Linked DNA regions of Homo sapiens: region 2 is linked to region 1. Evidence: read pairs that join two places in POLR2A ChIA-PET (ENCODE). Cell type or tissue: GM12878. All regions are shown on one strand.

What was found. ChIA-PET counts read pairs that join two places held together with the same protein. Peaks named below come from ENCODE experiments on the same cell type or tissue, not always from the same donor. Only the 100,000 strongest peaks of a DNase experiment are listed, where the experiment ranks them.
Region 2: POLR2A ChIA-PET joins it to region 1 with 7 read pairs; 2 of 35 experiments call an interaction of 5 or more read pairs at or near these places.

Annotation. Positions count from the first base shown.
Region 1 is chr3:31,915,555-31,920,554 of GRCh38, reverse strand. The region is part of intron 1 of OSBPL10 (oxysterol binding protein like 10); the gene reads left to right. Among named protein-coding and RNA genes, the nearest start is that of OSBPL10, 63 kb to the left of the region's middle. In GM12878, no CTCF peak of the experiment used is centred here; DNase peaks (open chromatin) are centred at 2,157 and 3,004; H3K4me3 peaks cover 346 bases; H3K27ac peaks cover 588 bases.
Region 2 is chr3:32,128,350-32,133,349 of GRCh38, reverse strand. The region is part of intron 2 of GPD1L (glycerol-3-phosphate dehydrogenase 1 like); the gene reads right to left. Among named protein-coding and RNA genes, the nearest start is that of GPD1L, 24 kb to the right of the region's middle. RefSeq lists an enhancer at 3,141-3,310. In GM12878, no CTCF peak of the experiment used is centred here; no DNase peak of the experiment used is centred here.

The sequences.
Region 1 (5,000 bases):
CAGTAGCAGCATTGGTAACCTGCATCCCCATGGGAAGCAACTTTATCAGCTAGAGTACAATTCTTATGTGCTGTTCCTTTTGCCTTTACTCTTACAGATGCCACTCACTTGCAAAGTCACTTAGGTTACTCTTTCTCCTACCTCCTTCAGTAAGGTTGTTTCCTACATTTGTAATACAATTAGATTCTTTTGTCACAGGCTGGGTTCTTTCCTAGGATCCCCTGACTTCCTAAATGATTCTTCTTTTCAAATTTGCATATATCCAGGTTCACTCTTTGTGTTGGACAGTTCTATGAATTTTGACAAATGCATGTCACATATCCACCAATACAGTATCATACAGAATATTTTCACCATCCTAAAAATTCCCAATGCTTCACCTGCTTATTCCTCCCTTCCTCCCCTAAACCACTAGCAACCCCTGATCTTTATAATGTCTTTATAGTTTTACCTTTTCCATCTTCTGCATTTTAAATTCTTTACACTTGAATCTCTTGAGCACCCACTGACAATGGCTGGCCAGTCAGAACTCATAGTCATTATTCTATTATTCTGCTCCTCTGGAGGGCACAGAAAGTTGGACTTCTCTTTGGAATAAAGTAGAAGATAGTTATGAAAGCTAAAATGCATTATCTTAACAACACGTCCATGTTTCACAGTCTGCACTATTAGTGCCATTATCCTCTAATAAAAAAGTGCTTTCATTCTAGTCTTCCTGTAAAGCCTGATTTGGTGGATAGATTTGCAGTGCCTGTGTTGTACTTCCTGTTTTCCTCAGCCCAGGATAGTGATTGCTATTTACTCAGCAAACAGTTTTGGAGGCACATTCTGGAAGCCATTCCTCCTGCTCTGTGAACTGCCTCCCTGGACCTTTGGTAATGATGTTTATTAACTCTGGTGATATGATTGGGTGAAAGAGACAAATCAGATCCTCACTTAGAAATTTGAATTGATGAGATAGCCGGTTGGGATGAGCACATTCCTGGAATTCTAGAAGGTGTCATCTTGGGAACTGAAACCACTATGTTCATTTCTGGAAAAACAGAGATTGGAACCAGAGGGAGAAAACACTTCCTCTCTGTTGGTTGGATTTCCAGTCTTTGCTCCAGCCCTTCCTAAGACCTGGCCACCTTCCTTGGCTCCTGTGAGATGCCTTGAGCCTCATTCAGTAAGTCACCCCGATGTATCCTCAAGCAACCAAATTAGTTTCTGTTACTTGCAATAAATAAGTCATAGGGAATTTATCTATGTTTTAAATTTGGTCTTTTCCTCTGCGGAGTGCTGTTCTAAGTGGATTTGATATGTCAGACTTATTTACATTAATACTAAAGCATTATAAAGGTCATGATAGAAATCTGTGTAAGAGGCAAAGAAAGGAGTGGTTGAGTCTACCTGAGGGCAGGAGGACACAGTCCATGAAAGAGGCGATCTTTCCAGGTGGTCTGGGCAGGGCATTCTGGGTAGAAGGTACAGTATGAGCAAAAGCCCAGCATTTGGAATCATCTTCAGGAGTTGCAGGATGTTTGACATAGGGTGTGACTGGGGGCAGTTGGTAGGCAGGTGAGATCCAGGCTGTGAGTGCCTCATGCTGTGAAGTTTGACTTTATCTTGTAGATCGAAACCACAAATGGGCTTTGGATGGGCTATTTGTGGCCTGCATATGTGTTTTGTTTTGCTTGTGCAAATGTTTTCCATCACTAGTTGCCATGATTTAAAAATCAAATGCTTTCCCTTAAACATCTGAATATGTACAAATTACCACTGTCTGAAATTTTTTGGAAGATTTATTAATAGATGGTCTAGCAGTAGTGGGCCTGCATTCCACATGGCACAGGAAATGGGGTATGTGGGCCCCTGTTGCCATGGTCTCACCTGGTCTACCCCATACACTGACTTTGCTTTCCTATCCTTATAGGCTTGGGCTGGAGGTAGTGGGGCCAGTGACTTGCTTACTTTCATTTGTTTCCTGTTTGGTCAGCAGTGGTCCCAGTGATGACCGCCTTACTATCTCATTAACCCTTTTCCTTTCTGAGGTGATTTTCCATTCCAAACTCTTTAGACACAAAACTGCTCTGGAGCCAGGCATGGTAGCTCACTCCTCAGGAGGCTGAGGCAGGAGGATCGTTTGAGCCCAGGAGTTCGAGGCTACAGTGAGCTATGATCATACCACTGTACTCTGGCCTGGGCAACAGAATGAGACCCTGTCTCTTTAAAAAAAAAAAAAAGAAAAGAAAAAACAACTCCAGTGTGTGTCTTCTAGATGTTTTTGTTTCACTTTCAGGGACTTGTCTTGCTGTCTTTTAACTTTGTCATTATTACTATTTTTTAAAGCAAAAGAGAAAGTTTAAAATACTGGCATAAAGGTTAAGTGAATTGTCATTGTGTTTTTAATAACTGAGGAGGGCTTTTGTTTGGAATGATATTTATAGTAAGTTGTTCTTTTTCAATTATTAGTTTATTAAAATAGTAAATTTTAAAACCTAGTATTTCTTGAACTTTAAGCTCAACTTGTAGATAAATTTTTATTTATAAAGTAGTAATTTTCATGTCAAAAATGGTTTCACTTATTCATTGATTAACCTCACTTAGTTTCTAAATTTAACAAATTAAAGTTATTAAGGCTGTTAGCACCACTTAAAGATTTAATCAGAGTCCCTTGATGTTTTAAACTGTAATCACACATTTTAAGTATCTGTTTCTCTCAAACACCTTAACTAAGGCTGATAACAAAACCGAGGAGCAAAGTCAGCCTCATACTTCAGCAGCTCTTGGGAATTAGTGCAGTAATCCTACTGGAAGCCAAGAGGAAAAAAGAGTGCGTTAGTCCAGTCAAGGTTACATGTTTTGAGGTATTGATTGATTGATTGTCAGCATACTAGATCAGTTTGTACCTTCCAAGGTGCTCCTTCCTATCTCAACAGCTAGTTTCTTTTCTCTTTTTGTGTTTTAAATCAGGCAGCCTCCAGAACCAGAATAGGTTCAGAGAGACTCTCAAAAGCTGGTTGCTTGATAAAAACAAAGCATACTTGTGAGTAGGAGGTTTGGGTGTCTGTAGTCTTTCAGCTGGGGGTTACCTATTTGCATAGGTTGCACTTGTCTGCAGCCAGGTGTGCTAAACTACCCATCATGTAAATTAACAGAGGCTCTTGAATGTACTTTTTTTCTCTAGTCAAGCAGTAAGGATTTATTCTTTTCATTTTTCACAACATAGCAAAAGACACCTCGTTAATAGCTTTTCACTATAAAGACTGTAAAGATTGAATTACTTTCTCATTTGGTTGGGACTCCTAGTGGAGTTGGACACTGAAATTCCTTTGCCAAGGCCCTTGGCCCCACCTCACATGAACGCTGTAACTGTCGTGTAATTTCTTGTGTGGGGCCTAGTGTGGGCACCGGTGGGATGCTGAACCCCGGCTGTGACACCGACTTTGTCTTGTCTTATTCTCCAGTGTCCTATTGACCTCCTCCTGGAATCTCATTATTGATGTGCACAAGGGAAGTAAAGTAATGCAAGGAGGCACAGCCTCACATTATTTAGAAGAAATGCTTTTGGAGAGGCTTGAAATCGATTTTTTGAAATCTAAATATTAGAACAAAAGAGATATATTTAGTCTGCATATCTTAATAGGAGTCCCGGCTTACAATAAAAACATTTATTAAACAGTTAAAGATGGAAAGCAGAGATAAGCAACCATTTTCAGGAGAGGGCCAGGTGGATGAATCAACACAATTGGTCTTTTTGGCAAGAATGTTAAAACCTGTTGGTTTTGATTTTGTTAATTGGAAACAGCGAGGGAGATTAACAGGTGCCTGAGAAGTAATTAATCAGGGATTTAGAGAGCTTTTATGTTATCAGGGAAAGGTGATTTTGAAAGTGTCCACTCCAATATTTAAGAGTACTGAGTGGAACAAACATTTACATTTTTACTGTATTGATTAGCTTACTCATTGGTGAGCCATGGACTGTGGAAAATGATCATTTGTGGGGGTGGGTGATAAAAGACTAAGAGTCAATTTAGAGTGAGGTTTGGTGCATGAAAAAAGGTGTCAGATATTTTACTTCTGACTGCTCATGAGAACAAAGGCATCATAATGCTTATAACCAACCTGTTGTTACACTTGACTCCTCTGTTTTTAGAGGCAGTGGGGTGGCCACTCACTCTACACTTGCCAAATCACCCAATTAGGAAGACAAACCAAGAAGGAACATTTTACGTGACTTTAGAATTGGGGAAATAGGTGAGTAGGAAGCTGTACAAAATATGCACATTGATTTCTGCATGTTAACTTATTTTGGGTTCTAGAATGTAGAAGCCAGTATCAGTGCATCCATGTTTGTGTGCTATAGCCTTTTGGATAGAATTTGATCAGTATCAAAATAAATACATGCATACTTATTGTACATTAATTATTTCCCTCCTGGAGACAGTGCTGGATTCTTTTTTTTTTTTTTTTTTTGAGACGGAGTTTCACTCTTGTCACCCAGGCTGGAGTGCAATGGTGCGATCTTGGCTCACTGCAACCTCCACCTCCCGGGTTCAAGCGATTCTCTTGCCTCAGCCTCCCGAGTAGCTGGGATTACAGGCTCCCACCACCACACCTGGCTAATTTTTTATATTTTTTAGTAGAGACGGGGTTTCGCCGTATTGGTCAGGCTGGTCTTGAACTCCTGACCTCAGGTGATCTGCCCACCTCGTCCTCCCAAAGTGCTGGGATTACAGGCGTGAGCTACCACTCCCGGCCTGGATTTCTCTTAAAGGGTGTTGCGTGGTTGGTTACAGATAATTTTTTTTCAACTTTTATTTTAGATTTGGAGGTACACGGGCAGGTTTGTTACCTGGGTGTACTGAGTGATGCTCACGTTTGAGGTATGAATGATCCTGTCACCTAGGCACTGAGCATGGTATGCGATAGTTTTTCAACCCTTGCTCCCTCTCCTTCCCTACTTTAGTCGCCCCAAGTTTTTATTGTTGCCACCATTATGTCCATTAGTACCCAAT
Region 2 (5,000 bases), 210 kb before region 1:
AATGACAGATAAAACAAGGATAAGCCAAATAAAAGATACCAAGGCTGTTCTCATTTTTATCTAATCTCTTAGGGCCACTAGTTATGTCTACTTCAAGTCTGTATGAATCTACATGCTGAAACAATTCTGGTTCCTAATGAGAATGGTGTGGTTTAACAACGGTCCAGCTGCCGTGGCTGCACGGAGCATCGTGGCCGGGCTCTAATGCCAGTCAGCTAACCGGACACCATGGCAACTCACCTACATTATCTGGGGGATGTGTGTACTCAGATTCAAGACAATACCAGGAGTAAAACACATAGCAGTGTCATACTTGGGACATAGTAGAGGCTCAAAAATAGCGTAATTTTCCTCTGTCTCTTCATCTCACTTGCAGCCAAGATCTCAGGTGAAATTCACATACTTGGCTCTACATGCAGAAACATGACCCTCAGACAGAGGACCTTATCTGATGATTCTTATGTAAACATGCCACTGCTGGTAAGTAAGGCTACTTCTGGAAAAATAGCTATCCATCGCCTGGATTCCCCAGTACAACACCAATAATATCAATTTATTATGTACCCCCATGGTTCCCAAAGCATGGCTCCTGAACCAACAGCATCCCCATTACCTGGGAACTTGTGAGAAATGCACATTCAGGGACCGCACCTGAAACCTACTGAATCAGAAACTATAGGAGTGGGCCCACATATCCCTGGGAAGCTCTCCCAGTGATCTGATGAACACTAAAATTTGAAGATCACCAGGGAAAACTACTCCTCTAATGAAATCAAAGAGTTAAACCCAGGGAGGAAAGGAGTAACACTGAGGCTTCGCACTGAACTGATATTTTAATTTTCAGAAGGCTTTCAGCAAAAATTAATAGGTATTACCCCAACCCTAGTATCCAAATGTAAATGATTAATTTTTTTTTAAGTCTTGCCCTAAACTTATTTCCCATGTGATACCACCTAAAAAGCACTGAAACAAAACTCTTCATCCTGGTTTGTTCTTCCTCACCACTTCCACTATCCTTGGCATTTATTCAAACCACAAATAATGCCAGGCACTATTCCAGGTGCTGAGGAGACATTAGTGAATAAAGACCTATGCAAGAAACTATACTCAAAGAGTTCACAGCAGAGTAAAAAGGTAAACATTGGACTTCATAATTAAAAACTTTTGTGCTTCAAAGGATACCATCAAGCAAGTAAAAAGAAAACCCACAGAACAGGAGAAAATACTTGTGGAGAAAGGGGACCTGTATCTAGAATATATAAAGAATTTGTATAACTCAATAATAAAAAGACAATCCATTTTTTAAATGGACAAAGGATTTGAATACACATTTCTCCAAAGATATACAAGTGACAATAAGCACAAGATGCTCAACATGGTTAGCCATCAGGCAAATGAAAATCAAAACCATGAATGAGATACTCGCTAGGATTAAAAAGTCAGATAACAGCAAGCACTGGTGAGAATGTGAAGAAACTGGAACATTCACACACTGTTGATAGGAATGTAAAATGGTACAGCCACTTTGTAAAACAGTCTGGCAGTTCCTCAAAAAGTTAACTCTACTCCTAGGTATACACACAAAAGAAATGAAAACATATGTTCATACAAAACATTGTATATAAAGGTTCACATTGTACATAAAGGTATTATTCATAATACCCAAAGAGTGGAAACAGCTCAAATGACCATCAACCAATGAATGGGTAAACAAAATGTGGGACATCCATACAACAGGATCGTATTCAGCCATAAAAAGGAACGAAGTATTGATACATGCTACAACATGGATGGAGCTTCACAGCATTATGCAAAGTGAAAGAAGCCAGTCACAGAAGACCGCATATTGTAAGACGCAATTTACATGAAATATGGAGAACAGGTAAATCTATAGAGATAGAAAGTAGATTAGTAGTCACCTAGGGCTGTGGGACAACTGGGGAAAACAGGAGGTGACTATGAAAGGGTACAAGTTTCTTTTCAAGGTGATGAAAATGTGTTAAAATTGATGGCAGTGATGGCTGCACAGCTATGTAAATATACGAAAAAAGCCACTGAATTGTATGGTCTGTGGATTATATCTCAGTGAAGCAGTTTTTTAAAAAGGAGGCAGGAGATGAGAGGCAACGGCAACTATATTTCATGGGGGTGCTGGAATCTAAATCCTGGTGTCACTGGCTGAAGCTGGAACAGGGAAGCAAAAGAATCCTCTACCTTGATGAGCTCCAAACACAGGCTCTGGAAATAGAGCTAGAAAACAGGATCAACCATTTTGCAATTACAGAAAATAATGAGCATTCTTTTTTTTTTTAAACGGAGCATTCTATTTTTTTTTTAGATGGAGTCTTGCTCTGTTGCCCAGGCTGGAGTGCAGCGGGGCAATCTCGTCTCACTGCAACTTCCGCCTCCTGGGTTCAGGCAATTCTCCTGCCTCAGCCTCCCGAGTATAGCCGGGATTACAGGTGTGCACCACTACACCCGGCTAATTTTTCTTTTTTTAGTAGAGATGAGGTTTTGCCATGTTGGCCAGGGTGGTCTCGAGCTCCTGACCTCAAGTGATCCGCCCCCCTCAGCCTCCCAAAGTGCTGGGATTACAGGCATGAGCCACTGCGCTCGGTCCCAAAGTGCTGGGATTACAGGTGTGAGCCACCGCAACCGGCCTTCAGAAAATAATGAGCATTCTTTTCATTCGGATCTAAAGGGAAATCGCAAATCCAGACGGGCTCAGCTTTTAGTGAGCAGGCAATGACATGGTGAAGTCACTGTAACAGAAGGCTCCTATGTGGGAGGGGCCACATGATGAGTGTGGACCTGGGGAAGGGTCACGTTGGCAGCAGTTTGAGGGTCTCACACAGAAAAGGCTCAGTCTGAAGTCAGCACATCAAATGACAGCATAAACAGTGAGCTTGTGTTGACGGAAATGCAACAAACCTCTCCTGCTTGAATTGGAAAGAAAAACAATGATTAAAAACTGTACTTTTAGGTGGCTACCTGAGGCTGGAGGGTGAGGGACTGGGGACATATTGGTCAAAAATTTCACTTAAACAGGAAGAATAGGTTTGAGAGATCTATCAGACAACAACAGGGTTCTGGGAGTGAATTCTCCTGCCTCTGTCCACACCCAGTGACCAGGGGTGGGTGGTGGAGTCAGTCAAGTGGGGGGCAGGCTCTCTCAACTCCTCTATGTCGATTCCTTCCCTCCCACTCTCCCTGTTCGCAGCACAGGCTCCAGCTTCACAGAACCACTCAGCAGATTCACTTCCCCCAACATTCCTCAAATATCCACTGTAGGAAAAGCACTGTGCTAGGGACTGTGGGTGAATGAAGAACCAGAAAGCAAGGTCACACACTGAGGGCACGTGGAGGTAGACAGACAGGTACACAAGGGACTGGCGCCAGGCAGGGTGGGAGGAATGTAACAATGAAGCATGTAGTTTACCAAAGGGAAGGGGCAACCAATTCTGATAAAAATGAGAAAAGTGAAGCTCAAAAGAATGATCTGCCCCAAGAATGGATTAGAGATGACCCCACAGGCCTTCCATTGCAGGGGGAAGAGCTACCTCTTTTATTCTCTCCAGCAGATATTTGGACAACTTAACTTCTAAGCTCACAACTCTAAAGGTTCTTCTTCCCCCACCAACTACACCAAGAATAACTGTAGGGAAATGCTGGCTCACCCAAGTCCAGAGCAGAAAGTCATCACTGTCTAGAAGGCAACAGATTCGGCATGCTCAGGGATGCGTCCACCAGGAATCAATCTGAACCGTAGCCCTCAGCTGTGTGACCCTGGACAAGTTCATTAGCCTCTTTGAGTCTTGGTTTCCTCCACTATATAATCAAAATAATCACCCTAATAGGAAAACCAGTAGTATCAGCCTAAGAGGGTTATTGAGAGGATTAAATGAGACTAAATGTATTGCTTAGCACAGTGCTTGACACTAACGAACACTGTAACTAAAACTTCCCCACATTTATTGATTTAGAGATCGGTCTCCCCCGCTCAGTTCCTTGAGGAAAGCAACACTGTCTTATTCCTCTTTCTGTCCCCAGCACCCAACACGGTGCTTTGCATGCACAGTGCATGCTCATAAGGTTTGGTGAGTGAATATATGCAGTAAAGGGTATTTCGTTAACAAAGGAGATGAGCTTCTTGGGTTAACCATAGGAATCAGACAGCCACAACTGTCTGTTTTTCAAAGAGATTATGATAGAAAGCCACAAAGGGGTGAATCTGACAACAGAAGAAGTTCATAAATTCCACTCAGACAAGCAGCAGGGTACACCCTTTTCACTCCCCAAGCTCATTTCTTTCTTCCCCTGCAAGTCAATAGAAGGAGGTCAGGCAATAACCTGTATTTTTCTCTCCCAGACTTAATAAGCTTGAATTTAAACTGTCAGTCTTACATTTTCCCATTTTCTTCTATCTCCTTCTGTAATTTAGGCCTTGACCCTGACTTTAATTACAGACCATTGTATTAGCTGTCCTAGCAAGCTGATCTCATGCACTTAGGGTACAGCAGGAGCTACTTGGGGAGCAGGAGCAGCCTAAGGCAAGTTTGTTAGTTCCAGAGGTGGCTGGCACTTTGAATGCCAAGGAGGAAACCTGTTATGGGCTGTACCTCAGAATGTGACTGTATCTGGAAACAGTGTCTTAAAAGAGGTAATTAACTTAAGTCATTGGGGTGGGTCTTTATCCAATATGACTGCTATCTTTATAAGAGGAGATTATGACAGAGACAGGATTAGAGGGAAGACCATGTGAAAATACAGAAGATGCTATCTATAAGCCAAGGAGAGAGGCCTCAGAAGAAATTAACCCTATCAACACCCTGATCTCATGCTCAAAACCTCTAGAATTATAAAAGATAAATTTCTGTTGTTTAAGGTACCCAGTCTGGCACTTTGTTAAGGCATCCTTAGCAACATAATAGGAAACCCATTTTCAGAGTCAGGAAGACCAAAACCAACCAACCAATTGGTAGTGGAAAGGAACTGGGGAA